Regions from separate parts of the Homo sapiens genome. Here region 1 is linked to region 2. Evidence: read pairs that join two places in POLR2A ChIA-PET (ENCODE). Cell type or tissue: MCF 10A. All regions are shown on one strand. Links, peaks and the distances in the headings refer to the core of each region. The heading gives the core; the rest is flanking DNA.

What was found. Peaks named below come from ENCODE experiments on the same cell type or tissue, not always from the same donor. Only the 100,000 strongest peaks of a DNase experiment are listed, where the experiment ranks them.
Region 1: POLR2A ChIA-PET joins it to region 2 with 5 read pairs; 1 of 35 experiments calls an interaction of 5 or more read pairs at or near these places.

Annotation. Positions count from the first base shown.
Region 1 is chr6:147,125,340-147,141,038 of GRCh38, forward strand. All of the region lies in intron 3 of STXBP5-AS1 (STXBP5 antisense RNA 1), which reads right to left. Among named protein-coding and RNA genes, the nearest start is that of LUADT1, 26 kb to the right of the region's middle. In MCF 10A, for the core only: no CTCF peak of the experiment used is centred there; a DNase peak (open chromatin) is centred at 9,982.
Region 2 is chr6:146,899,322-146,915,020 of GRCh38, forward strand. All of the region lies in intron 7 of STXBP5-AS1 (STXBP5 antisense RNA 1), which reads right to left. Among named protein-coding and RNA genes, the nearest start is that of LUADT1, 250 kb to the right of the region's middle. In MCF 10A, for the core only: no CTCF peak of the experiment used is centred there; a DNase peak (open chromatin) is centred at 6,230.

The sequences.
Region 1 (15,699 bases), core at 7,708-11,707, 230 kb after region 2:
TTGTTCAGCACTAGCATATAGAAATACTACTGGTTTTTGTATGTTTCACAGAGTGACTATAGTCATCAATTATTTAATTGTACACTTTAAGAAAATTAAAAGGGTATAATTGGATTGTTTGTAACACAAAGAATAAATGCTTGAGGGGATGAATACTCCATTCTCCAAAATGTGATTATTACACTTTCATGTCATATCAAAACATCTTGTGTACCCCCTAAATATATATACCTACTATGTACCCATGAAAACTAAAAATAAATAAAAAAAAATTTTTTTTAATTAAAAATAAAGATAGAGCAGGTAAATAATAACTCAACAAAAGCTGGGAAAACTATATCAATATTCTAAAGATAGTCTCTAATATAAAATAGATTATTAGCAAGAAGTGATACTATTTAAAGCTTTAAATATCAGTGAAATATAACAACTAGACATGTAATATGAAGCTAAAGATAACCTCAAATTACACACAATGCAAAACATTTCTAGAACTATAGAAATTAACACATCATTATAAAAATATGAAGATTAAACACACCTTTCTCAATTAACAGTTTAAGCACAAAAAGTATATAAAAATGAAAATTTAGGACAAAACTTTATTTAATGTATATATAAATAGATTAGAGAGATTCCATAGTTTCTCCAACATATATAGTACATTTATCAAAATTGAATAATTGAATATATTAAGGTCTAAAGGAGCAAGTCTCATTTAATTTATATGTATAAGTACATGTGTGTGTATATTTGTGGGAGTGAGGAAGTGTGCATTCTACTTTTTCTGACAACAATGAAATTAAATTAGAAATCATTATCAATAAGATAAATGTTTAACTTTTTTATGAAAATTTCTAACAACTACAGGAGTAGATGAAATAGTATATGGAATGCAAATGTACATTTCAGCTAGCTTCAACAATTATTCAATTCATAGCCAATCTACATATTCATTCCCATTGATATTTCTCTGAAACAAATTCATCCATAAATGTTTGTAACTTTATAGAAGGTCTTTTTGTTTTTAACATAACCAAAATATCATCATATACCTTTATTTAAAAAGTCTCAAACATCTAGTCAGTGTTCAATTTCCCTGATTATCTCATATTTTTGTTTGTTCAAGTCAGGATCCAAATTAGAATCATATATTGCAATTGATGGATATGTCTTCTAGGTCCCAAGGAGACACACTGTTAAGGATACAAATGATCAGAATTTTCTAACCATGTTTCTAAATAACTCATAGAACAAAGGATCAATGGGATGGAATGAAGATGGCCCCGATTCTTTGTTACTAATCTCAGTGGGGAGAGGCGTGATTTCCCTTCCCTGGAATCTTCATTCTATGACTACTTTGGAAAAAAAAATATGGCAGAAGTGATGCTTTGCCAGTTCTATGTCTAGCCTTTAAGAAAACTTGCAACTTATACTTTCTGTTTCTCAGAACATTCTTGGAGCACTGGCTGCAACGTAAGAAGTCTGACTACTCTCTTGGAGAGGACTTGTGGAGTGGCCCTGTGCTGCATGCGTAGAAGGAAAAACCGAGGAGAGTTCAGCCCTCCAGCTGTTCTTACCAAGGCACCAGGCATGTGAGTAGAGCTATTTTAGGCTCTCCAGATCAGACTAGCCACCAGCAAATACCACGAGATAAACCCAGTTAATATCACATGGAGCAAAAGAATGACCTAGGCAAACGCTATCTGAATTTCTGATCCACAAATTCATGAACTAATAAGATCATGATTATTTTAAGCCACTCAGCTTTCACCTACCTTATTAGACAGCAAATGATAAGAGGTGTAAGGAAAGTTAAAATTTTATTTTTTGAAAAGGCTGAAGAATTTTTTCTCTAGTGATATTGACAAAAAAAGAGAAGACACAAATAAAACATTAAAAAGAACTATATTTCAGACATTCAAAAGATAAAACTAATACTTGAAAATAAATAAAACAAATTTCTAGAAAAAATATAATTTACTAAACAAAACTAAGCAGAAATTTTCCAAACAAAATCATATATACATAGATTTATATAACCACTAAGGAACTGAAACCAGTAAATTACATATTCTTCCATCCCTCCCCCAAACAAACAAGAATAAGAACAACAAAAGTTCACATAGCTTTACAGGCAATTCCACCGTAATTCAAGGAGTCACACTTCTCCAAAACAAACAATAAAAACAACAAGAACAACTGCAAAATCCAACAGTTTTACGAAAAATTCTACCATAAATAGAGGAACAGACAAAATTTCCTTTCCAGGAAAAAAGAAAAAGAAGGAATGCTCCAATCCCATCCTTTAAGGCAAGTATGATCCTCATATCAAAACTAGGGATAGTATGAGAAAGGAAAATCTCCTTGGAGACCATATATGTGAAAATCCTAAATAAAAATATCACTAAGTTGAACCCCCATAGTCTATAAAATGATACTATCATGACTATGTTGAGTTGATGCCAAAACTGCAAGTCGTTTATCATTAGAAAAATCTACCAGTGTGATTCACTTCACTAACAGCTTAAGAATAAAAACCATAAAATCATCTTACTAGATTCTTGTAAAGCACTGAATACAAATAAACTAATCAAACGCCTCCTGAAAAGATAAGGTAACATATTATTATATAGTCAATAAAAATATAATATAGCAGTTAAAATTAATTAATTTCAACTAGATACAACAAACATAAAATTGTGAGTCTTGGATTAAAAGAGCAAATGAAAGGAAACAGTCTAGTGCAATATCCCCTTTTGGTATATCCATTGGAGAAAGCACAGGTTTTATAATTCTTTTCACAACATTATTATAAGTATGATACCAAAAGATTTAAACAATAAAACAATTGTTTTATTTAAGCAAATAAGCAATTATTTAATTATTAAACAATAATTAATTAAATAAAACTGTGATACTGACATTAGATCACGCAACAGAATTTTTTAAATTACATATAAACTTTGGATTTCAGAAGCGTGGGGAAAAACACTTGGAAAAATATTCAAATAAATATTTGAATATATCTCACTTCTTAAGTCAAAATAAATTGTAGAAGAAATAAATGAAAAGAAAATCAATGCTGTGAAAAAAAATAGGCAAATATTTATATGATCTTTTGGAGGCTGATGCCAAAAGAAGAAACCATAAAAGAGAACACTAATACACTGTATATGTAAAAAATATGAAATAACATGAAACAAATAAATGAAAGCCATAGTTAAAAGACAAATGGCCAACTAGAACACTAATTAGCATGGTATGTGGCAATCAATTATACCTTACTATAAAAGTAACCCATCTAAATTAATTTAAAAAACAGACCAGCACCCAATAGGTAACTAACTAGAGGATATACATAGTCAATTAAAAGAAGAAATTTGAATTCTAATTGAATAAAATTCAAATATGAAAAGCTGTTCAACATCAGAAGATCTCACAAAAACAACACAAATTTTATTAAAGTACTATTTTTTTCTCTAGCAGTTTGTTATGATTAAAAATTATGCTAATATCCAGTAGTAGCATAGGAGCAGGGAAATACATCTCATTCTTACGACATTATCAATTGATGTATTTCTAGGAATCAGTTTTTCAAAATGTATCAAAATGCTTAAAATAATTTATACCCTTTGACTCAGCTATTCCCCTTCTAGGGTTTTACAATCAGAAAACATCTGATTGTATGTCAATTATATCTCAAAAACTTTGAACAAAATTATTTTCAATTAAATAAAAAACTGAATAAGTGTTCAAGGTTGTATAAACGTGGGGTTTTTTGTTTGTTTGTTTTTCTTGAGATGGAGTCTTGCTCTGTCACCCAGGCTGGAGTGCAGTGGTATGATCTCGGCTCACTGCAACCTCTGCCTCCCAAGTTCAAACGATTCTCCTGCCTCAGCCTCGGGAGTAGCTGAGACTACAGGTGCATATCACCCCACCCAGCTAATTTTTTGTTTTTTTTAGTAGAGACTGGTTGGCCAGGCTGGTCTCGAACTCCTGGCCTCAAGTGATCCGCCTCGGCCTCCCAAAGTGCTGGGATTACAGCCACTGTGCCTGGCCACATATAGGTTTTAATTTATATATAAATTATGTCAGCAAGAAACTGGGAATTGACTACAGTCTAAAAATAGCAAAATGATTAAATGAATTATGGTACAGCCGTATATAGACTTTTATGTAACTGAAATTCAGATAAATCTCTAATTATAATCACAGAAAGATTGTTACACGATATTGTTATGTAAGAAGAAAAAGTTACAAAGTAATATGCAGAATATGCTCCCATTTAAAAAAAAATGTTTGAGCCTACAGGTGAGATTAAAATGTTTTGAGAAAAGACATGCAGAAGATGCTGTAGATAATCTTTTGATCATAGAATTATCCTTTTATTTTTGCTCAACTCTCCTACCTAATGTTTTAACAATAAACATGGATTACTTCTATGATGAAAAAAAAAAACAGTGAGGGTGAGGGGGGAGCAATAGAGAGACAGGACAGAAGAAGGTTTAAAAGGTAAGAAATACTACACCACTAAGAAACATTCTTTGGCTAAGTCCATGGTTTCATTGCCTCTGATTATTCCCTTTCCCGGAATTTCCTTAACTCTTATGCATATGATTTTGACAGCATTACTGTGCATCTGATTTTGTTTTCTGGTTGATTTACTCTTCAAAGTAATATCACCCCACCAGAGTTTTATAAATACTCTTATGCTGTTTTTATATACTATAAAACTCTGCACACATAGACATTTCAAAATGTTGAATAAATTTAACTGAATAACTATCAATAGCCAAATTTAGTTTATAGTCACAAACTTAGCTAAAAGAACAGATCTCAAGAAATGGACAGTACAGAATTTTCAAGATTAGTCAAGGAGGTGATTCTGGATAGAAGCTGTCCAGCAGGATCCATACAGTCTAATGCGATAGAACAAGTATTTGGCTGAGGTATGGATTCTTCTACCAATTAACTTTGGGAAAGTTACTTAAATCTATCAGATCTCAGTTTGGTCAATAAAGTAAAGCTCCTTCTATACATATGATTCCTTGATATTCATGATTTTGCAGTGGGTGCTGAGTCTCTGCTATTCATAGAAGTTGTATTTAGGAAATGGTAGAATTTAGCAGATGGACTACACAGAGTCCAGAAAGTTACCAATATTGCTCTCTTGCTTAAGATAAAAAAAAAATGGGGGCCAACCTGTTCTTTTACAAAACGTTACTATATACATTTAGGACCTTTTCATGTCAATAAAGTGAATAAAAATCTGTTGAATTAAATTCACACAAACACACATGTTTTTGCTAGGAAAAACAAAGGTTACATTAGCTAATTTGATAGGCATGATGTCTATGATGAAAGAATCAATTTGCATTCTTAGATATTCTATAAAACACTGTACACTAAATTCTGGCTCTGAAAAGATGGTTTTGCACCTCATACAAATGCTTGTGCTGCATTATAATGTGGAGCTTAATTGCATTTAAGTGCTTATTCAAAAATATGCCCTCCAACTTCTACCTCACTCTACATTTTTCAAGAGTAACTTAAAAATTTTCTAAGACATAACAAACTGTGTCTTCACTGGGTCTATTCAACATTGAATTGAGCTAATGAGGTTTACAGCTTGTGATATTTTGGCTGATAACTTGGAATGATTGAAGCTTATGAATAGAAAGGTTATAAAGGGTCATAGTTCTCCTTATCAAAATGTCTAGCCTTATTACCTTAGAGAAAATAAAAATAAAAAGACATATCGTGTTTTCACCGTAGTTTCTGGTGTGGAAATTGATTTGTTTAAGTGCCTTTTCAAATCCCAAAATATTCATATCTCATTTCTAAAATCTAGTCTTTAACAAGAAGCCAGAGCAATGGAAATAATGAACAGGCTCCAATGAAAAGGTTAGATCTTTTTAAGAACTGTATCATCAGGATTTGTTTAAAATGTCATCTTAAATTAGCAAGCCCATTTCACTTATTCAGTTGTTTTCTAATGAGAATCAACATTTATATGACACAATTAGAACACATTTATTTTTTAATGTATACAGTATAAACATAAGAAGCATCATACCCATTAAATAGACCATTATGTTAATATAGTTATGTAGATATAGTGACATATTTATGTACAAGTTCTCCATATTCTTACTAAAATTAAGATTAGGACATTAATCTTGTCCTTTACCCATTACTATTTCAAAAAGTAAAAATAAAAAACCCAGCCAGATGCTTTTTAATTTCAAAGTGTCCTTAATATCTTTGTGAGCTAGCTAGATACCTACTACAAAGCATTAGTAATTCCTTTCCTGCCAAGTTATTTTTAGGGTGTTCTAGCTTTACTGAGCTCTCTACCAAATGCAAAACATTAGATATCCTGAATTTTTCTCTGCTCTGTTCATCCTAGAGATAGAAGCTTTCTTGCTTCAAACCTCAGTGCACACATGTAAACACAATTACTCAAAACAAGGCAACAAGTGAGAGGGAGGGTTAAAATAAGAACTCAGGTAATCTGACTCACAATCCAGGATTCAACCCCCTAAAACTTGCTGTTTTCTTTGTCCTCTTTGCTGTGAACCAAGACACTTGTTCTGTAGCAGAGTGTTTCTGCTGCAAATCCAGTGGCTACTGCATTATGCAATGAAGTCAGAAGCCTGAGCTTGTGACATCAATATAGGTTGCTATGGTAACTCTTTCCATAAGTATTACAGGTTCAGTGTAGGCTCAAAAAAGGGGACTTCAGCAAAGTAGCAAAATAACTGGCATTATTTCAGCCTAAATTACAATCATAGTTGGTGCAAAAATGTTTTATAATTCCTGTAATAAAAAAAGTTCTATATTTTATGTCATTATTGAAAGTCATTTTTATAATATATTTAAAAATGAAAGTTCTCCAGTAGAAATAGTAATGCTACTGACCTTCTAAAGCATTCATGTAATCCACAAAGAAGAGAATCTCACTATAACATAGCTAATTATTCCACATATTTAGTCATTCCTTAAGTCAGGTAATGTTATATATTATATATTATGATAAATTCCTAATAACATATCATTCTAGCTTTTCCATTACAAGAATTATAAAAAGATCTCACAAAGTTGCATATATAAAAACAGTTTTAGATGAGAAGACTATTTTTAACAAAGCAATAGTAAAGATCACCTTTTGATCGCACTAGTTCATTATTATTTTCCTAGAACATGTTTGCCAGTGACTCCATTTAAATAGTTAAATCTACCTTCCTTTGTAAGATATGTTTAAAAAGATTCTTTGGCCTTCAAATTTTTTTAACCTGAATTAGAAGCACATGGCTGAATAATTACAAAGGCTGAACTTCTTTATTACACAGCCCCTTTGTTCTTCTCATTTAGCATTCTCAAGAGGATCTTAGCTCAATTCTGTAAACATGCTTGAGCTAGGTGTTGGGGTTACAACAACATGTTGGACATTAGGTACAAGATGCCTAAGACATAATCCCTTCTATGAAAAACTCACAGGTCGAGTTAATAATTACAGCAATAAAAGTGCAAACAACAATTTAAAAATATTTACTGAGTATCCGCCATGAGCCAGACACCATGCTAAAGACTTCACGTAAATTATCTAGATGATGTAATCCTCACAACAATACAAGCAGGAAAGTGGGTACTATTATTCCCATTTTGCAGGTAAGAAAACTGAAGCTCAGAGGGATAAAGTGACTTGCCTGAAGTCACACGGCTAGTTCAGAACACAGCTGGCATTTTAAGTCAGGGCTAACTCCAAATGTTTATGATGTTTAAACAGAAATTAAAGATAATTCCCTGTTGCTCATTGTGACCAAAATTGAAAATTGCATCATCATTCTACTGAGCAAGAATTCCTTTATGTAGAATTCATTGAAGCAGAAAGCAGATAATCCTGTGGCTGACTCCATGAACACTTTTGATGACTGACTTTGCTGTTAGTGTAACATTTAGCAATTCAGAAAATATTTACCTGAAAACATTTCCTTCTTTATTGGTTACAAATGACAATGTACAATAGGAAGATGATAGACTCTTCAATAAATGATGTTTACCTCACTGGATATCCACAAACAAAATAACGAAATTAGACCCATTATTCTTACACCATACACAAAAATCAACACCAAATGATTTAAAGACCTAAACATAAGATGTGAAACTGTAAAATTCCTAGAAGACAAACATAGGGGAAATTTTCCTTGACATTGGTCTCAGCAATGATTATTTGGATTTGACACCAAAAGCACAGGCTATAAAAGCAAAAATAAACAAGTTTCTGCATAGCAAACAATCAACAGAATAAAATGGTAACCTACAGAATAGGAGAAAATAATCTGCAAACCGTACAGTTCGTACAAGACTCATATCCAAACATGTAAGAAACTCATATAATTTAATAGCCAAAAGTCAAATAACCCAATTAAAAAATGGGCAAAGTAACTGAATTGACATTTCTCCAAAGACATACAAATGACCGACATGTATATGGAAAGAAGATTGACATCACTCATCATCGGGGAAATGCAAATCAAAACCACAATGAGATATTATCTCACACTTGTTAGGGTGGCTGTTATCAAAAAGTCAAAAGAAAAAGTGTGTTGTCAAGGATGTAGAGAAATGGGAACACTTGTGTGATGTCTGTGGAGATGGTAAATTGGTATGAATGTTATGGAAAACCACCATTATGGAAAACAGTATGGGAGTTTCCCTTAAAAATTAAAAACAGAACTACCCTATGATCCAGCAATCCTACTTCTGAGTATATATCCAAAGGAAATGAAATCAGGATCTTAGAGATATCTGCACCCCCCCATATCCATTGCAGCATTATTTGCAACAGTGAATAATGAAAACAACCTTAGTGTCTGTCAACATTTGAATAAAGAAAATGTGGTACATATATACAATGGAAGATTATTTAGCCTAAAAAAGTGTAATTTTATAGAATGTCATTTGCAACAATGGGGATGAACCTTGAGGGTGTTATGCTAGGTGAGATAAGCTAGACACAGAAAGACAAATACTGCATGTTCTCATTTACATGTGGAATCTGAAAAGTCAAACTCACAGTAACAAAATGTAGAATGATGGTTACCAGAGAGTTTGGGGGTGGGGAAAAGAGGAGATATTGGTCAAAGGATGCCAACTTTTAACTATAAGATGAATAAGTACCAGGGATCTACTGTACAACACAATTAGTATAGTTAATAACGTAGTGTAAACTTGAAATTTGCTAAGAGAGTAGACTCAAAAGTTCTTGCCACAGAAAGAAAACGTTAACAATGTGCAGTGATGGATATGTTACATGGGTTGATTGTGGTAATCATTTTTTAGTGTATGCATATACCAAAACATCACAATATATACCCTAATAAATGCAATTTTTGTCAATCATACCTCAATAAAACTGGGGAAAATATTGGTTCTACAACTTTTCTTACAGAGTTGCTTTAACATTCTAAAATGATTCAAACATTATATCAATTTCAGCTCAAATAAATATATTAATAATTTAATGTGTATACTGAATGGCAGTTTACATACCATACTAAATATTCATTCATTCAGCAAATATTTATTGAGCAACTATTAGGTTTCAGGTACCATGCTAAATGTTGGATGTGAAACTATAGCAAATAGTGAAATGGTCCACAAATTAAAGGAGCGTATAGTCTATAATGAGAGAAGAACATTATTCAAATGATAACATAAATAAATATAAAATAAATATAAGTATATTTATTTTATATTTATATAAATATATAAGTAAATAAATATAAAGTTCAAACAGTAAAATTCCTAAATTTCCTCATTCTGCCCCACAAAATTCAACCTTTCATCCCAGCTCAAAATCCATTGCCTCATCTTCCTCCTCCAGTCTAGACTTGGCTTCTGTCCATTCTTCCAGATGTGCTTCCTCTCTCATGTGTCTTCACCCTGCCCTCCTCTTTGGCCCTAACCACATTTGAGCTCTCATCGCGTCATGCCTTAGGTGTCTCAATAGCTCCTGGCATGACTCCCTGCTTTAGCTTCTGCCTTAAGAGTTCCTAGGGCAGATCACTATAGCCCTATATCCTGAAACACCTAAGACAAGAGAGCTTGATCACATTGCAGCTCACTCCACCCAAATACCTGTAGCCACTCTCCTTCCTTTAAACCTGAAATCTAACTCCTTAGACTGGCATTCCAAGCTTTTAAAAATCCAACCACAGTCTAACTGTTCAGTCTTGGGATCCATCACTCCTCTGCAGGTATCCCTTCCCAAGCCAAATGGATGAATCACTGGCCTGTAAGTAAGCATTTCACTTTTCCATCTCTGCTTTTATTTACTCCATGTCACCACTGAAATTCCTCATCCCTTTTCCACACCTCTCCTTCCCTTCCCTTTTAGAATTCTAAACACGCTTCTAAGTCCAACATGAATTATTGATTGGATAGTTGTACTGTTCTATTTTTTTTTGTTTGTGTGCATATGCTTTATCTCCTCTGCTAGATTGTGAGCTCCTTAAGGGAAGAGACTGTCTTCTGAATCTGCTGCAGTACAATATACATACGTGGTATTTAGTAATACCTATTGATGTCCTATCCCAGGACAATGAAAGCTTAATCAGGTAGCTTATAAGACAAATATTTGCATCGCTGATTGTGTAATTATGGCTTCCTTTGAAATTACAGATTCAGATCCTTCTGTTTCACTAAAAATCCATGGAGCAAGAAAACATAGAATAAGATTTTGCTACCTGTCTACATAGAGAAAATAATTAACTCTATGTTTGTCTGACTTTCAATGAGAACTTTCAAGCAAAGACAGTAAGAAATGAAACTAATTATTTGTATTAGTTGAGACTCTTTCTGTTGCAAACGAGAGCAATCTAACTTACAATTAGCTTAGGCAAAAATGAAAGGCAATTCATTGGCTCATGTAATTGGGAAGTCCGTGGGTAGATCTGGTTTCAATCACAGCTGGATTCAATGGAAGTCTCACTCTCCCTTTTTTTTTTTTTTGAGAGTTTACCTTATTCTTTATAGCTACAGACAAGCCATTTGTGTATGATAAAGACAAAGCTGGTGATAATTTCAACTTCATATTATACCAGATTGGCAACACCAATTAAATAAAAATCTCTCTTTCATTGTCTCTCTCCCTTCCTATCCATGGAAAAATCTCAAGGAAGACGATTGAATCCTAAACAGATCATACACCTATCTGAGAAAAAGTCACTGTGCCAGAAATAAGGGCATCTGTGAATAACTCAGCCTGGGCATGGACCCATGCCTATGGCCAGAGTGATAACCAGACACCTTAATTGACTGTGCCTCTAGATCCACATGAAATTGAGAAAAGGACCAGTTGTTTTTTCAAAACAAAATAGAAGAAATGAGAAAAAAATAATCATTTCTCCCTTTAAGTCTGGAAAACTCTTAGGGTCCTGAATCATCTAGATTCACTTTAAATTCTGAAATATTAGCTCATACATTTATCCCCAAATATTTGTTTGGCACCTACTAAGTGTCAGGCACTCTGTTAGGCACTGTGAGTGATACAAAGATTATTTCATTTGACTCCTAATAATTAGAAATACATAAAGATAGAGAATTCCAATCCAAAATAGGATATGAAATATGTCACAAAAGTGCTTGGAATCAAAGATAAGGATTTAGGAATAACATATCAAGAGGTGAAAATGTAAGTGGTAGAAATAGATGAAACTGAAATTTTCAAGGTAGAGAAAATAAAGAGAAGAGAGAAATAAAGACTGAGAATAGGAAAGAGAACTTAGACTCTTACATCCATATTCAAGTTGTAGTTCATAAAATACAAACTCCTTAAGAGCAGAACTCATGTCTACTTTTGGGCAACAAAAATAATAAGACTAGAAAAATAAAATAACAGTAATAACACTGAATAACATTTATTGAGTGCTAATTATGTGATAGACATTGTACTAAGCTCTTTCAACAGATTATCCCATTTAATCCTCAAAACAATCTTATGAAATGGATATTAATATTAATATTTCCATTTTAAAATTAGGGCACTGAGACGCAGAAATGTTAAATAATCTGCCAAAGGAAATGGTGGATTTGGGTTATTACCAAGCTGGCCCAAATTCGGAGTGTGACCTCTTTATCAATATGCTCTAGTGAAAACTTTCAGAGGTTCCGTCTTTTCATGAGAGTCAAAGAACAGCTTCGGTATAAGTTGCCCAGAATCACGTGTTTTTTGAGTTTTTAGTTCACTCACACCATCTCAGCCTCTTGCCTAATGTAAATCCCATCCTCATTCTCCCCCAATTCATTCTGCAGGCCAAATTCATCCAGGAAATTTGCTGTTTGAACAGAGAGTAAATGGAAAGAATGAGGAAAAGGACCTTAAGTAGGGCATGGTACAGGCTATTGGCTCTGTGTTAGCAGAATAAACCTCAGTGGTAGAGTTATGGGTTAATTTGTGTCCCCCAAATAAGACATATTGAAGTCCTAGGCTCTAATACCCCAGAATATGACCTTACTTAGAAAGAGGGCCATTATAGAGATAATCAAGTTAAAACAAGGTCACAAGGATGGATCCTAATCCAGTATGACTGATGTCCTTATAAAAAGGGAAAATTTTAATGTAGACACAAACATGCACAGAGGGAAAATCATGAAGGAGACACAAAGAGAAGGCCATGTAAATATGAAGGCAGAAATCAGGGTGATGTATCTTCAAGGCAAAAACACCAAAGACTGCCATCAAAGCACCAGAAGCTAGGTGAGGCGCCTGGAACAGATTCTCCCTCCCAGCCCTCAGAAGGAAGCAACCATACCCACATCTTAATCTCAACCTTCTACCCTCTGGAACTGTGAGATAACAAATTCCTGTTGTTTATGCCACCCAGTTTATGGTACTTCGTTGCAGCGGCCCCAGCCAACCAATGCAAGTACCTTTGAGAAACGTTATGACCAATCTAAGCCTCTTGCTAATGAACAAGGTAATTCCCTCTTTCAGGATGCCATGTGTGTAAAGCCATGGTCATGCCAGTTCACAACAGAATATCTAGATGATTGAAATTCCAGATGTGATTTTATGGCCTCACAGGGAACACTTGCAAATGATTTTACGTAAATATTACCTTTTGTGTTTCCTAATATGTTGCCATCATTTGCTAAAAGAAGGCTAATTTTTTTTTTCTGGAGAGAATGCTTTTCTATCAGAAATCTGATACCAGATTCATAAGTGATCATTTAAATTTTTTATTCTGGGCTTCCAAAACACATCTATATACTCAGAACGAATTGTTTACCCATTGGTTCATAGGTTAAATTCACATTAAAACATTCTCAAATATCAAGAAAGTGTTTTATTTTAACAACAATCAATAATTCATCTACTGGCTAACTTTTAAGGGTTTGATGGGAAGCATGGTGGAAAAGCCTTCTTTGAGGTTTTGTGAAAAGATTAAAAACATGGCATGAATCATAGTTGCAATCTGTATTAATAGCCACATTACCAAAGAAGATAAAGAACTAGAACTTTCAAATTTTACTATGCTCTCGAGTCAATTGGCAATGTGAATAAAATATAATATGCTGAACATCACAGCCTCTTTAGGGCAAAAGTTATGAAATGTGCCCCTCTGGACTTACCTTTTCCAGGGCTGGTAGAACTCAAGGGCTGCTCTGATTCAGCAGAATGTTCGCTGCAGTGCACCCTCTCAAGATAATGCATGACCTTAAGCAGAACCTAACAGAGCGACAGAACCTGTTCCTGCACCTGACATGCTTTCTCCTTCCTTACTCCTTCCTTCCTTCCTTTTTAGTATTAACATATTTTCCTATGAAAGTAATACATCTTTGGAGTTGTAAAAAGTCCCCTAGTTTTATGTACAGAACTATCAAAATATAACACAGTGAAGGAGCATTCTGAAGCAGGCACTATTTCTCTATTCTGAATATGAATTTTGCAGTATAATATACTAGGTTGGACACAAATTTCAAAGCCAAATGGCCCTTGTTTTAAACTGACAAGTCCTTTTCTAAGCTGTATGCAACTTTAGGAGTGACACATAGCCATTCTATGTTTCCTCTTCTGTAAATTAAGGATGATAATTGTACCTCCTGTAAACAGTTGGTCTGAGAATTAAAATAAGATAGTACCTGAAGAACACGTAGCATAGAAAAAGCCACATGGTGAATACTTAATAAATGTAGGCTAGTAACTATGCTGATAAAGAAAAAGACGCCAATTATCTGACATTTTAGAAAAGTCAAAGCTATAGCAATGGGCAAATCATCAGTGGTTTCTAGGTGTTTGGGAGGTATTAGGTGACGGTTGAATTCATGAAGCACAGGGATTTATTCGAGTGGTGAAACCATCCTGTATGATATTGCAATGATAAATACATGACACTATGCTTTTGTCAAAACTCATAGAACTTTTCAGCATAAAGAGTGAACCTTACTGTATGCAAATTTTAAAAATCAAAACCATTTTGGAGATTCGAATACCTCAGGATGGAACACAGAATGTGACCAGGCTGACTGTATTACCAATGTATAAAATAAATCTAATGGTATTAAAAATGTATGAAACACGGCCAGGTGTGGTAGCTCGCACCTGTAGTCCCAGCACTTTGGGAGGCCAAGGTAGGTGGATTGCCTGAGGTCAGGAGTTCAAGACCAGCCTGGCCAACATGATGAAACCCCGTCTCTACCAAAAATACAAAAACTAACCAGGAGTAGTGGTGCACGCCTGTAATCCCAGCTGCTTGGGAGGCTGAGGCACGAGAATCGCTTGAACCTGGGAGATGGAGGCTGTAGTGAGCTGAGATCGTACCACTGCACTCCAGACTAGGGAACAGAATGAGACTCCATCTAAAAAAAAACCAAACAAACAAAAATGTATGAAACAAACTCACTGAATGGGGTGGGAAGGAAAGGTGATCTAAGTAACTTTGGAAATGAGAGAAATGTGTAAGGCTAAAGGAAAAATAAATTGTACATGAGCAGTGTAATCTAGTGAATAATATTGTTCCTCATAGGAATATAGGCAATTCTGATACTGATATATACACACACACACACACACACACATATATACACACACACTGGATATATATACACACTGTATATATACACACACTATATATATATACACACTATATATATACACACACACTATATATATATACACACTATATATATACACACACACACACTATATATATATATACACACTATATATATATATACACACACACTAAAATTGAACAATTAAGTAAATAAGAACTGGATGATACAGTCAGGTTTCTCACTGCTGGCGTGAGATCTTCAGATAAGAAAGGGAAAGAACCAAATGATCCATGTGGTCATGGATTAGAGTTGAAGACATCAATATGAACTCATATTTAGCTTAATGCAGATACAGATGGTTATACATGGGAGCAATTATAGATATGTATATATACATGGGTTAGTATCCACAAATGTATTTCCTTCCTCTGTCAGTGGAGTGGTCCTAGAAGCAACAACATCCCATTACCAACAGCAGACACCTGACACCCAGATCTTGTTTTCTAATACCATTTTCCAATCAAAAGAATCAGTGCTCTTTGGAGAATAGGCTGATCCTAGGATTGGTGCAGAAAATATTTAATATGGGCCTACAGCATCTTATAGTGCTAGAAAGTAAGGAAGTGCTCA
Region 2 (15,699 bases), core at 3,865-7,864:
GTTGAATGTAGGATTTTTATAAGCTCGAACAATAGGAAGTATTGAAGTATCACACATACAGAAGTAATGGTAGCTATCACTGGTGTTATTTCTTATCTGAACATTTTGAGAAAGGTGGAAAGGAAAGAATCTGAGGAAAGCAGATCCCAGGGAGCGGGCCAGGAAGGCGTGCCATCTAGGAGGGGAGGGAGAAGAAGCTACTTCAACTTGGTGCTTGGACCAACAATAGTCTTTTTGGAGCTCCTAGCTCTGTGACAGCTCATCTTCCCCATCCCTTGCCCCTTCCTTGTCACCCGTCATTTTCCCTGTATCATCATAGGCCCCTCCCCCACCCCATCCCACCCCTGTCAAACATCTTCCCTTTGATCACCACCTCTCCATAGAAACCATTTAGCTATAACTATGCTCATGGCAGATCTTTCATGCTGAAATTCTGAATAGCCCTCTAAATGAGTAGTGATTCTTTAACTAATGATGGTTTCATTTATAAGAGATAGAAGGGGCCGGGTGCGGAGGCTCATGCCTGTAATCCCAGCACTTTGGGAGACCTAGGCGGGTGGATAACCTGAGGTCAGGAGTTCGAGACCAGTCTGGCCAGCATGGCGAAACCCCATCTCTACTAAAAATACAAAAATTAACCGGGTGTGGTGGTGGGCACCTGTAATCCCAGCTACTCAGGAGGCTGAGGCAGGAGAATCGCTTGAACCTGGCAGGCAGAGGTTGCAGTGAGCCCAGATCATGCCACTGCACTGCAGCCTGAGTGACAAGAGCGAAACTCCATCTCAAAAAAAAAAAAAAAAAAAAAGAGAGAGATAGAAGGGAGCCAATGAGATAAGAAAACTGGAAAAAAAAAAAGAAGTCAAGAAAAAACAGAACACATTTAACCATTTAACATCATTTTCTTTCTTTTCTTTTTTTTTTTTTTTTGCGACGGAGTCTCGCTCTGCCCAGGCTGGAGTGCAGTGGTGCAATCTTGGCTCACTGCAACCTCTGCCTCCCAGGTTCAAGCGATTCTCCTGCCTCAGCCTCCTGAGTAGCTGGGATTAGAGGTGCCATACCCCCGACCCCCCGATCATATCCAGCTAATTTTTTGTGTTTTTAGTAGAGATGGGGTTTCACCATGTTGGTCAGGCTGGTCTTGAACTCCTGACCTCAGGTGATCCGCCCGCCTCGGTCTCCCAAAGTGCTGGGATTACAAGCATAAGCCACCTTGCCCGGCCAACATCTATCAGTTTTTAAAACAGAGAGCACAAAAGGTGATTTCTAGACCTTAAGAGGAGGTGCACCAACCTAATATTTGGTGAAAGAATAGATGTGTAATAGCGATATGAAATCAGATTCTTTAGCACAACGTAATGATTTTCAAGTAGTTGATGCATTAACTTCAGAAACTATAACTATTCCTTAGCTTTTGAAAATAAGAGAAAAATTATAAAGCCTAATTTATTAAAATATGAAAATCAAAAGAGATTCCACACTGAAATTCTATATATGGACTTATGAAAAGAACATAGTCTGGCCAACTGTTCTTTACAAAAAAAAATGCTAAAAATTCTACGTACGTCCAGATCTGCCCTAACAACATCCTTTCCTCCTGCGCCCACTCTACCTCCTCATTCTCCAACCTTTGAGAGATCCATTTGCTCAGCCCTGCAGCTACTAGGCTTAGGGTACAAAAATATCAAGGCCAGGGCAAGGTCAGGGGTCAAGCTAACTTCACCACTGACCAGGTTGGGCACACTGTTCAGTCCCCTGGTGTGCTTGTTATATGCGCTTGTGAACATTTGGTTAAAGTGATTTTCTTCTTTATAAAATGGGATTTTAATCAGATTCTCTCTCACTGTGGTGAAGAGGTTATAATGAGATTAAATGTGGAGAAGAACCTGCCCCGGCGCCTGGTGCACGGATTGCTGCTTCTTGACATGCCAGGCATAGGCCTGCCACGGGCTCTTTGCTTCACTGATCCTTCTGCCTGAAGTGCTTCTGCCCAAGATATTTCCAAAGCTTGCTCTGTTACCTCCTCCAAATCTTGACTTCAGTTTCCCTTTCTCTGTGAGGCCTTCGCTTGCCACCTTATCTAAAATTACAACATTCTCTCTATCCAAGAGCCTTTCCCCGCTACCTATTTATTTTTCTCCTTAATTCTTGTCATCCTACAACAAATGGTATATTAATTTATTGTATTTCCCTACTAGAACATAAGTCCTTCAAGAGCACGGAGTTTTGTCCATTCTTGCCCGTTTGATCTCTTCCATTATGCCTAGTGTGGGTACCATATAAGCACTCAATAATATTAAGTTGATGCAAAAGTAATCATGGTTTTTGCCATTAAAAGTAACCATGATTACTTTTGCACCAACCTAATATTTGGTGAAAGAATACATGCAAGGATACATGTAAGCTACTTGTACTAGCAATGCCCTTTCTTACTCAATTTCAGAAGCTCAGACATTGTTACCCTTTTCCAATCCTATTTGTCTAATAGTTATTAACACACTTCCTACCCCTATGCTGAGTAATGAGCTTCTATTAGTGAATTGTGTTCATGTAATATTTAGCAGGACTCAGTTTTCCCATGGACTCTCACCACCCCCTGGGATATGAACCTCTATCCTTGATGATGTTTGCACTAGGAAGAAGTAAATTCTCCTTCTTGTCCATATGTACACATAACAGAGTATGAGCAGGCATAATTGTCCATGTGTGCACCTCAGGCAACTGAGCCAAAGGTGCATTACTATAGCTTCTAGGACTATATGTGTAGATAGGGCAGTAGATTGGGATGCCAATTTATTGAGTTGAAGTAAAAACACATGCCTTGGATTCAACTGAGCTTTTGTGCATGGACAGTCGGAGTGTGAACAATGTGATGGGATGACATTGTCGGGAGTGGCAGCTGTAACAGCATCAACTGGTCACAGCCCTAAAACACAGTGAGTCGTTGAGTCTGTTGTCATATTTCTTATAAATTGTAACAACTTTTGAGACTTTTGCCAGAGCTGGGGTCAGTAATGAATGCATTTTCTGATACACCAAAACACCCACTCCCATGAACGCAGTTCATTCCTTAAAGCATATCCTGGCACAAAGGAACAAGACAGTGTTCATGTAGTGGACACTTATTGTTATTTAGGTGAAAAACCTGGAAAGGCAGGAAGAAAATATTTACTCCGAGGAATATTGGTTAGTCATTAAAAAAATGTCTGAAGTACAGACAATTTGGAAAATTTACTGGTAGCTCTCCTCTCCACGAGATGGCACTCATTGTCTTCCTTCCCTTTTATTTAAAGTTTCAATGCATTCATATTTAAGAGTTTGAATATACCTATATGCACATACATATGCACATGTATGCATAGTATAGCTATGTAAATGTGTATACACACATACACATGCATATACATGTGTGTGTATATCTTAGGCTTTATAATTTACCTAGATCATTCATATTCTTTTAACCATTCAGTTGCATTTTTGACAAAACTGTCATTTACTTGGAGCCCTTGGGGACATTCAGACAGACAGTATGTAGGTTGCTGTGTTGGTAGGTGTAGGGGGAGAGTCGCCATCTTCATCTTCTTCACTCCCACCCCTTGTTCTGCTTTGCCAAAAGACAAAAATACAAAGTTGCCTTGGAGCCTGGGCATCTACCCACAATAGGCAAGAATAAAGCCAGTAACCACATAAACAGAGAATAAACAAGAATGTAATGGGATGAGCTATTTATAGAAAGGCTACCCATCTAGGTTGTTAAGGGACTGAGCAGCCTACTTATTTGAAAAGCTGGTAACATTTTTAAAAAAACATTGAGGTTCACTCCCCTCAGGAGGAATCTTGCTCCTGTTAGCATCCAAGGCCTGAGAACAACTGTTTTCTTTTGTTAGTAAGGGCTAATTTTAATTAAAACAAGATCTCCTTTTCTTGAGGTTCTCCCACCATGCATTCCAGTCTTGTGTTCTGGTTAGAATGCTTCATCAATAGCCGACTTCAGTGTGGATTTGGAGGTCTGAGACACAATTACAGTAACTGGAGAATCAATTAGGGCTTTGGATCATTATGCAGCAATTCTATTTTTATTACGTTAGCACTAAAGTGGGGGAAAGATCAGGAACTCAGACTCTATAGAAAGGCAGATCAACTAATCTATAGGGGAAATGCAAGTTTCTCAGCAACAACAACATCAACACACATTAGCAGGCTGGAAATTCAACTCAAATTGACCGTGTGGGCATTCAAACCAAGCGGGCACTTGGAAGACGGAGATGATAAAGGTCCTTAGAGGACTTACTCATTCAACATGCGTTAGACAATAGCAGCCAGTCCCTCCCGCCTTTGCAGGGGTGCCTTCCTCTTGAGGCCTCTTCCTCTCCAGAAGGAAGCGTTGCACTCCCTACTTGCATGTATTAGTTTCCCTCTATGTAAATCCCCGTAGCTCATATTTATAAAGCACTTTGTTGGTTTCACACAGGTGACATCTAAGAATCATCTTTGTTCTTCTCAGCCACAATGGGGAGGAGGTTGACATGTTCATCCTAATTTTACAGATAAGTTCTGAATAGGGGTTCATGATTTGTCCAAGGTCACAAACTATGTAGAATCAATGCCTAAAATAGAGAACTGGTCCCCAGACCTGTAGCCCACACTCCCTTTTACCTGATCACATAAAAAGCCTAAGATTGATATATCATAGGAAATAAACCTTTGTTTTCTTCTCTAGCATATGCAGGAGTATCGTAAGCCAAAGTTCCCAGTGGATATTTTACATGTGACACTTTCTACCCCTAAACATTGTTTGCTATAGCCTTCTTGAGGATGGAGTCATGACCTCAGAGAAAGGGCACAGTATATTTCATTTCTCCTAGTCCCCAGACTGGATTTTCATCACGGCTGGTGCCAGGTTCTTTTTTAGTACTGCACCGGGCGTATGAGAAAGAGCTTATTTTCATGACTAGCAAGGGCATCATTCAAAAGACAATTTGAACGTGGCCTTTTATGTATTTTTTTGCAAAGCTGTTATTTGGATAACCTTCAGGGAAATCCTTAAAACACTGAAAATGAAAACCATTAACAATGTGTTAGACACACATATACAGAAGAGCTGATAATGTTGAGTGCATGTGTATATTCTGTATCCGTGTGTGTGTGTGTGTGTGTGTGTGTGTGTGTGTGTGTTGAGGGAAATAAGAGATTTGTTCTCTGGGAAATAGCTGATCCAGAAACTGTCATTAATTCATAGGCCAAAAAGCCAAACTCCTATTTTGCAGCCCTTTCCCCATGGACTTAAGGAGTCTGAGGATTAAAAAAAAAAAAAAAAGTCTGAGGTATAAATACGATCATAAAGAGACATTCAAATTTGCTTTCTTCAAAGATTTTGCTCTGAGCTACCCACGACTGCCTGAGACATGTCAGATCTTCAAGAAGTGGCTAGCTCTACTCTGAGAAGCTTTCTGTTTCTGCTTGCTACCCAGGCAACCAAAATGTCAGTGTGCACATGTGCATGCGTGCATATAAATATATACACATCTCTCACCATCTTATTCTTCACGTGCTACCTGTCTGCGTATATGTGTTTATATACATGTATGCGTATGTCTGTGTCACATGTACATTTAGAGGTGTTTTTGCTATTTGAATTTTTGCTTCTTTTTATTTTTGAAGACCAATGGAAAAGTGTTTGAAGACAGCAGATTACATTAAAAAATCAGTTTCACCGACTGGCTCTCAGATACTGGGTACATGTATGCACACACACACCTCTTCTACCCCCTCTGATTAATAGATGCTTCCTCTTAAGTCCTTTAAAAGAGGCATTCTTAGGCACATTTCTCTGCCAAAATGTAGTGGATTCCTCTTTGAAGCTGTGACCCTGTTGATTTTGTTCACTGCCAAATTTCACATCATGAAAAAAATAGCTTAATATTGGAGTGATTAACTTTCATGGAGAGCTGACAGAATTGAGTTCTTCAAAACCTAAACTCTGCCAATTTTGATGTCCCTAATTTATTCCAACAACCATTTAAGTCTAAATGCTTCCATTTTAATCACATTAACAGTATATTACAAAGAGACTGAACACCCAGAGGACTCCAGTTGCAAAATGAATTTGGCTCTTCCTTGTCCTCTTTATCTTTAGAATGATCAAATAGCTGCTGGCAAAAATGTTCAGCTAGAGTCAGCCCTCTGGCAATTTCCCATTGAGTCCCTCTGCTTCCTTAGCCAGAGGCCTGAACCTTGGCACTTGCCCAGACATCACAGAGGAAATAAACATACCTATTATCCAAGCAACCACAAAGATGCCTATCTGACCATTGCTGGCATTAGGTTTACCTGGACAGCTGCATTTGACTGGGGCTAAAGAGAGGCAGCTTTGTGAAACTAATCCACATCAATTCCTATCAACCTGGAGGCCTGATTGGCACCACGATCTAACCAGGGAGGCTGCAGCAGTGGCCCTGGGGAAACTGTGTGTTCCTGGTACCCCTTCTGGGTCTCACCAGTTGATAAAGTATCAGGCCTTCAGTGGGGCCAGTGCAGAGATTTGTTTATACCAAGGCTGAGCCATTGCCAGTTTGCCCATTCCTCTGGTACTGTACTCACATAAAGGTGCAGGAAAGCTGAATATTTAATGCAGGTATTTTATTTGAAACCAAGTGCTCCTGTTCTCCAGGGTCTACTTTCTGCCACCAGCCTACATCCTAGGAAATAGAATAAACATTTTTCTGTACTGCATAAGCCAAGCTATTTTCATATTTAGTTTCCCAACAGCCATCAACTGCATATGTGTGCAGACCCTGAAAACTCAAATACCTCCTTACTGTTTTGGCAGTGTTACATGGTGGTTATAAGCTAGGGTGTTCCTGTCAGAGAGACTGTGCTAACCTCTCAGCTCTGTCACTCATGGTATAACTTGCAGCAAGTCATTTCTGCTCTCTGAGATTGTTTTCTCAACTACTAACATGGGTAAAAGAATTGTATCTACTTCACACAGTGCTGCTTTGAGAAACAAGTGAGGTAATGCACAAAATTAAGAATCTGGTCTATAGTAAGTGCTAAATTATGCACTTCATGTAAGTGTATTTTATATATATATATATATATATATATATATATATAAAGTGTTTAACCAGTGTTATTGATATAGGAATATTACAAATATTTTCCACTTTTTAATTGCTTGAATTCAAGATTGCTACTCAGTAACAATACAGAAAAAGAGATGAGGAGGTTACAAGTTATTTCAAGCTTGAGATACGACTTCTTTAGAGGTTTTTGTTATTACTATTGAGCTTTATTGGATTAGAAGATGCTAGCTTCCAGAATTTCTATTACGCTATGGGCTCAGGGACTGCAATATGTTGGAAGAAAAGCTGGGGATTGTCTTAAAGTTGCATTTACATACTAAGCCCACTCATTTTCCTTAGGTTATGTGATCGTTTAAGGTAGCTCTGTGATGACAGGCACTGATGGAGATACAAGGATGCCATCTCTTGGTATCTTCACATTTACATCCCTCCTAGTCTACCCCTGGGTGTTCCATGTCATCCTTATTCTGGCAATTTCATCTCCTCTGGCCATGAACAATTAAGGATATTTTTAAAAACTTATTTTACAAAGTCCCATATTTCCACTTAAAAATCTTTGAAATAAATACATTATGAAAACAGAATTAAACACTTAAACACAGGTTATTTTTGTCCTCTTTGTTAACCCAAGGCAGTATCTTCTAAAGCCAGGGCTCTGTTGATAACTTTGGTTGGTTTCATGACAACTTCTATAGTTAGAATCCCATGTTGAAAGATGAACTGAATGAGACAAATATGAGGTAATTTTCCTCAATCAGACAATAAAAGTGATGGGAAAACAATATATTTTTTAAAGTTTAACTTTTATTTATCAACAAATACTCTTTTTTTCTTTTGAAACAGAATCTTGCTCTGTCACCCAGGCTGGAGTGCAGTGGCACAATCTTGGCTCACTGCAACTTCCACCTCCCAGGTTCAAGTGATTCTCCTGCCTCAGCCTCCTGAGTAGCTGGGACTACAGGCGTGTGCTACCACGCCCAGCTAATTTTTTGTATTTTTAGTAGAGATGAGGTTTCATCATGTTAGCCAGGATGGTCTCGAGCTCCTGACTTCGTGATCCGCCCGCCTCAACCTCCCAAAGTCCTGGGATTACAGGCGTAAGCCACCATGCCTGGCCAATCAACACATACTTTTGAGTGATACAGAGGTGCCTTTGGCATTGTGAAAGGTGAAATAGAATATTTTTTGTACTTTAAAGTAGAGGAAGTGTTCACATTTCTATTCTAGCAGAAAATCTATTTTCCCTGTAGAAACCAGTAATATTCCCTAATATAGTTATTTGTATAAGGACTAATGTTCTAGTTCAATGATTGGAGCTAGAATGGGTTATTTTTGCCCCTAGACAATTGGACCTCCACACAGAGACTCAGACTCAAAGAGAAAGGATGAAACACAAGCAAATATTATAGCCAATCCTCAGCCTCCTGAAAGGGAAGAATCCTTAACCAAAGAAGAGAGTGAAGTGTTCGAGTCTCTCACCTCTCCAAGGAAGATTCTGATGTTTATATTTGAGAAGGGAGAGTAGAATTTTTGGGACACTCATGAGTCTTTGAGAAAACAAAGTCCATTTTTATATGGCTGGAGAAGGGACAACACTTTTGTCGGAACTCAGTAGTGCTAAGAGCTGTAGCCAGTCGTTGGATGTGAACCCTGTTGCCTTCGGCTGCAATGGAATTACAGACACTGGACTTCCTTTCTTTTGGGGCCAAAGAGGTATATCCTGAGTATATTAGGTGTAACCAGGCAGTCAGAGAACAATCGCGCAGTCATTTGAAGGGTAACCAGATATCTGGGTCAGGTTGCGAAAAACATCAATAGTGTTGGGGTATTTCACTGCTGGGGCTCCCTGGGGAAAATATTACTCAATGGTCATCTTTGAAATATAGCTAAAAGCCAGTCATATTTACATCACAGAGCATTGTCTGTATATTATTTTTAAAAGCAACTTCAGTCAGCTATATATCTAAGGCCTATGGGAAATAGTCTGGTAACAGAAAGAAAAAATTCAGGTAGTATTTTCTTGGAGGGTCTTAGGTCCCAGAGATGGAAGCCTAATACATAAGGGAAAATAAAATGTGTCATATGAATAGTATACAACTACAAACCTCTTTATAAAATTTGAGATTCTGAGCAGTAACTTTATGACTTTTTTAAAGCAATCTCTTTTAGGAAGCTGAGGATATTTGGAGGATTCCATTTCCTGCAGAGTAGTTCAATTAAGCACAAGTAATTTCAGTCTATGCACAAAAGGACGTGAGTAGTAACTGGTTACCATTTGATGTTAGGATACATAGTTCAGCTCCCTTGGGACAATCTATAATAAAAATGCAGTAACACCATGAACAAATAGAAGGGGCTTTTCTCATTTACCCTTTATGACACCATTTCTGTCAAGATGGTTTCTTCGTGGAAGTGTGCATGCTGAATTTTTAGTGTTTATTTCCTTACCAATGTTCTTCTACATCCAGACCTGGCTATAGATTGCTCCTCTCAATTTTTACTTCCATCCTCTTGGCACCAACTCTCTGAGATACTGACTGATCGCTCTGGCTTATGAAGCGATATGAAGAGATATGATTCTCTCTGGCTTATGAAGCCTTAGTCATTTATGTGCATTTAGAGATATCTTTGGATGCAGACTTGCTAAATCACAAGGCAGTCTGATGATGAAGTACCTTACCCATTTACACTTGTATAGAGGAATATCATCCAATTATCTACAGTGTATTTCTGAAGTACAGGAAGTTGGAGACTGGTTCCTATGTCGGCCTTTGTGTGCAATTCTCTTTTTTACTCTTGATCATTCTGGCAGCAAGTGCATTTGACATTAAGTGCACTGCACGCTGTATCTTTGTGCATGGTGTCTCCAAGTATTTGGAAGAATCTCAGAGTCAATGCTAGAAAAATAAATGTTTTAACCAAGTTTGAACAGAACAAATTGAAAAGTCAGCTACTTAGAGGAAAGGATGCCCACTTATAATCTGCACATTATGTACTGTTGTGTTTTAGAAATACTTATTTGTAGCAGACAGCACTGCGAGGAAGAAAGATCACAGTCCTCAGAGTCAGTAGACATCAGTTTTAATTCTGCCTATGCATAGTTAATGTTTGACCTTGAACAAGCAGCAACCACTCTAACCATAGTTCTTCCAACCGTAAAATCAAAGGCAGGCCTTGATGATTTCTTTAGTGTCTCATATAGTCATTGGATTGTCCTGAGGGAGCTAAACTATGCATCCTACCATCAAACAGTAACCAGTTACTACTCATGACCTCCTGTGCATAGGCTGAAATTACTTGTGCTTAATTAAGCTACTCCTCAGGAAACAGAGCTCTAAAGCTCTACATTCTGAAGATATTGTTAAACATTTTCCTTTCATGGAATAACCAGAGATAGAAATTCAAAAGATGGGATTTCCAAGTCATGGTGACATTTTGTGTCATATCACGGGGTGATCTTGTGAAAGAAGTGGTTGGCTGTCAGTTCACCTCTCTGGACATGCTTGGGCAACAACACACAACTATTGGAGGCACGAGTGAATAGATTCTGAAGCCATCCAATAGAAGCAAGTTGTTAAGTGGTTATTTCTCAGGCTGGTTTAAATCTACTAAATTCCCATTAAACCACTATAATAAAGGTTTCTAGTATGAACTTGGAGATAAAGGTGTGCCAGGGCCATGGTCCAAGTAAAGCATTTAAATGGCCAAGTGTGATGGCCAACACAAAATCCAGAATATCAAGTCAGCAATGCCTGTCTGCTGGGAGAGAAACTAAATAGTTATAGTGGTCTGAGGAGCAAACATAAATAAATGTACCGACTCTGAAGACCTTGGCACAGACAGTACAATAATGAGTTGTTTTGACAAGTCTAAAAAATGTTTGTCTCTACTCTTTCCTATGACTTGGCAACTATTTTACCTTGTATCGATTTGTTCCTCATTTCCCTTGCAACAAAATTTACCCTCTTGCTTTAAATATGATATTCTTTCCACAAAGACTATTTCTAGCACCTATACCTTCTTCCTAAATGAGTTACTGCATTTTCTTTCTTGCCCTCTGCTAATCCTCCCTCCACTGAAAAGCCAAAACAAAAGGGAAAAATTTCACCAGCTCCAAATAAAATACTGTATATTTTCCCATTATGCAAGGAGTGAAGGCAAAATGGGTGTGGAGTTCTCTGTGGACAGCTGCTTCCCTGTACAAGATGAATACTACCAGTGCTCCTTTAGACTTTAAGTCTTTGTCTCAAAGGCTTTGTCTTCAAGCCTGTCTTGTGACTGGAGTGTTTGTTAATAACTGCTCCTCCTGCACCTCCATGTCTCTGTGTGTCCACACATCCCTGCCTACTGCTTCCCATCCCTGATTCTAGACACCGGTTTAGCTACAGGAGACAAGAATCACTTCCAAAGGAAGATGTTGAATTCAGGCAACAGAATGGTAAGAAAAAAGGCCCATGTCATTGTTGTTGTTTCATTCTTAGCACACACTTTCATTTCTAATGTTTAAATTCTATGCAGTGTTTCCTGATTAGGAGTTCTGTTCCTTTTCAAGGATTCTCAGGGATCCTTTTTTTAAGTTGATTCTCAGGGATAGAGCACGTTACCTTCACCACAGTAAGTTCCTCACAGGTGTAGAGTCCCGTTTGAATAAAAACATGTGTCTTCTCAGACAAAATGTGTGTCCTCCCTGTGGCTTGCACAGCAGGGTGCCATGTCCCTCTCTGCTTTTCCCTCTCCCCTGGAGGGTCATCTTTCTTATGTGGAAATCATGATTTTTGAGAAGCTGAAGCTGAGTTGAACTATTTTCCCCTGATTCTTATCAAGGCTTAAACTATATTAAAGGAGCTACCATTTTAAAAGATCTACTCATTATACTTCTTTTAGTATCATAGTTTTAATACTTGTCATATGTCCTAATCCAAATCCTATGCTTTACAAATAATAAAAATAAGGCCTAAAGGTATAGTGACTTACCCAAGTTTACAGAGCTAATTTGTGGAGGACAGTGGAGAGTAGCCCAGGTTCTGATTTTCTGGTTTTGCATTCTGATTTTACATTCACCGCTATACAAATTTTACATTCACCACCACACAAATGGAAGAATTTTGTTATACTTCCAATAGATACATATGTGAAGATCACACATACCCATTGAATATGTTTCAATCAATCTTGATGTTGGGAATTCTTTCATGTTTGGACCAGGATGGTACTTCCATCAGAGCAGAGTATTCCGCCAAGCTAGGAGGATCTCTTCATCCTCTAGACAGAAAAGACAGCTGACCTCAGCCCAACATTCTACTTCATAAAAGATGTTCATAGTCATGATGTCATTCTATCCTCACTAATCATAAGAGGTTGATAATATTGATAGTTTTACCTTATAGACAAGGACCCCAAGCTTCCTCAGTAGAAATCTAGCCATTAGTTCATGTCACATGACTTCACCTCCAGATAGACCTTGTTCTAGCTTGGAATCCATCTGAAGTGCATTCTAAACTAGGGGAAGCGTCCATACTTTCTTAGCTGGAGTATCCTGAGGGAGAAGAGCTCTAAAGAATAAGAAGAGCAAGGACACAACCTGACATCATGTTGCTGCCCCACCCGGCACACCCAGCCACACATATGTGCCCACAAGTTTTGATAAGAGGGTGCCTTCACGGTCCCCAAATCCTTAACATTTATGATGATGAATTCTGCATTGGGGTAGCCCATTTCTGAAATTTCAATTTGGACTTGAGTGAAAACAGATTTCCTATTAAATTCTTTTTGACAGAAACATCTCATAAACAAACAAGCATATAAACAAATATTTCTAATTTCCTCTTGGTGAATTATTTAAAGAATGCACATAAATCATGGCAATGTTTTTCCTTTGGATGACTTTTATTTATAGTTTTCTGTCTTTAAGAAAAATTTCAATAATTCATAATCACATTTTATAAAGTTGCCTTGCTGCTAAGAGCCAAGATAAAGATACATATGATTTAGCTTCCTAATATTTTATTTCTCTCTTCACCCATAAGAGGTCTGGTTTCCCAAGAGAGCTGAGCTCTGTATCAGAGGGTATTCTAATAATTTCATTGATGTATACAAAATGTATTTCCTTTTCCTAAAATGAAAAAGGAAAGTAGCAAAGGCAGTTTTCATTATACAGATTCATAGTGGTGCACCACAGTGGTCTGTGCTCATCCTGAGAGGAGGCCTGACGTATGGCTGCCAGATTTGAATATAAATGTAAACTCCTATTGCTCCACAGAATCCCATGCAGAAATAAGCTTACACCCAATGCATGGAGAAAATCAATAGTATATTATTAAAAGAGCATTCTGACTTTGTGTAGAGCCATTAAAATTAATCCCATCAGCATTAAGTCATGGGCCCTAGAGAATCACCCAGGAGAGCCATGGAATGATGGCAACCCACACAGATTAGGAAGAGAAGATGACACAGGCAGAACAGAGAAGGAAGTGTGGTCTGGCCCAAGCATTGCCCATGTCCCTTCCTGGCTGCCCTTCTTGTGAACACCTGGGGGTTCTGCATCTACACGTTCCTGGTGCCCAATCCTGAACACCACCCTGTCTCTGCTCCAGCCCTCCCTGTCTCCTGGAAGTGCTGCTTCTGAAGGCAACTGCTCTAAACCTTCTGCTTCTTTAGACAGCTGTCTGATAAAACAAAGCTTTCTGCAGGGTTCATGACTGACAATAGGGTCAAATGATCAATTGCCCCTGATCACAGACTTCCTGTGAGATGCAACACCGTAGCCCAAAGTCTTCACCCAAAGTCACGATAACTAGGAGAGAGTTTTTGACTGATACAGCCTTGTTCATTGTGGGAGAGCATGAAAGCCCTGAAAAGCCAGGAGATCTGGGTTAAAGTCCTGCCTCTACCGTCAAGTAACTCCCCTCACTCTGGGTAAGTCACTTGACCTGCCTGTGCCTTAGTTTTCTCATCTGATAAGTGAAGATTTAAAGGGTGTTTTGTGAGAGCTTAGTAAGATAATGAAAAGGTACATGCAAAGCAACACGGTGCTTTAAAAATGCAGCTATGACTTCATTTAGACATTTTGTGGAACAAACACACAGAGAGATGTTGTAACACAAGGATGTAGGAAAGACAAAAGACAGACTTAATTTATTAATCATTTCCTGAGTGTTTATTGCAAGGTGGGCATTGTTTTATGCACACGAGGTGTAGGAGCGAAAAGACAGATTGTCAATTATCTACATTACTGCTAGCATTACAGGAGTTTAAAATTATCTTTCATCTCTTGTATATTTATTGTGCATGGCATAAATCAGCCACACTAGTATCTGCATACTAGTATTGCTTTCAAACACCAATGATAGAAAATGTCCAAAGCAAATCAGAGTAAATTAATTTTTTTGCATTAATTTCTGTTTCTTTCAAATACAAAGATTCATATATAACTACTATCAAAGGCGTTTTTTGCCTTTACAGATGGTCAACATTTGTTAAAGAAGTCAGGAAAACGCAGACATGCAGGGATTAGGACATCCTTGCGTCATGGGTCTCTCAGCCTTTTCCTTAACCAGGGGTGGCTGCGCTGCACTTGAGGAGGAGGCAAGGGGCAGTCAGGCAGCCTGGAGTTCTCCTGCCCACTCTGCTGGCTCTGCTGGCTCCCCAGCCTACTTCAGCCCCAGCCTCGCAAATTCCAAACTGCTGATTCATGCTCATGATGTGAGCCTAATGACCGCGAACACGCTCTTGTTTTTCTTCTTCAGGCACATTTTCTTGGTAACCAGGCGGATGATATGCTAATGCAAGCTGGCAGACTTGATCTCAAACTACAAAAATACGCTCTGCCACGTGGAGGGGACAAAGGAGGAAAGAGACTTCAAGGCTATCCTTTTGACTCGGGTTTCCATTTTTGTCGAGAAGCACACAGCAAGTGCTCAACAAGGAGATTTGGTATTCAGAGGAGACCCACAGTGACCATTAGGATTTTAAACCACCATGAGCAGTAATTCTTCTCATTTAAAATAAATGTCCTCTAAGCTTTTTTAGTAACACACTTTATGAGACTCCGCTAGTTTCTCGTGCTGTTTCAGACAGCTCTGGGTAAGCAGGAGATGCTGAATCCAGTGAGGCAGAAAAGTCAGAATTTGCCTTTTCTCAAAATCCATCTTGGCCCCAACTTGGCTGCATCTTGCTTCTGAGTCATATAGCAAGGGTTCGTTGAAGGTCACCGCAATGCCCTGGACTACTTTGGAGTTTCAATGTATTGCTGTTGAAATAATTTTTAATCTCTTCCTGTCAGCTGGCCAGATGATACAATAATATTACCCTGTGTTGCCTCACAAGTGATTAAAGAACAAGAGCACAGCAAGTCCTGCTTCCCAGCCCTCTCACAGGAGAGCATAGAGGCTTCTGCAGGGAGAACGAGCCTTCTGCAACATACAGATATTCCCAGAAAGACAATTCACAAAGCAGTTTATTAGTGCCTGTGTTTTCAAGGCACTGCTGAGCGGAATGCCAGGGCCATTGGCTCCTGTTTTATTAAGGTTCTTGTCTATCTGACTCAGACTCACAAATTTTCTGGCCACAGACTTGGAATTTACTGTAAAGTGAGTCATCCGGTATGAACCAATGAAAA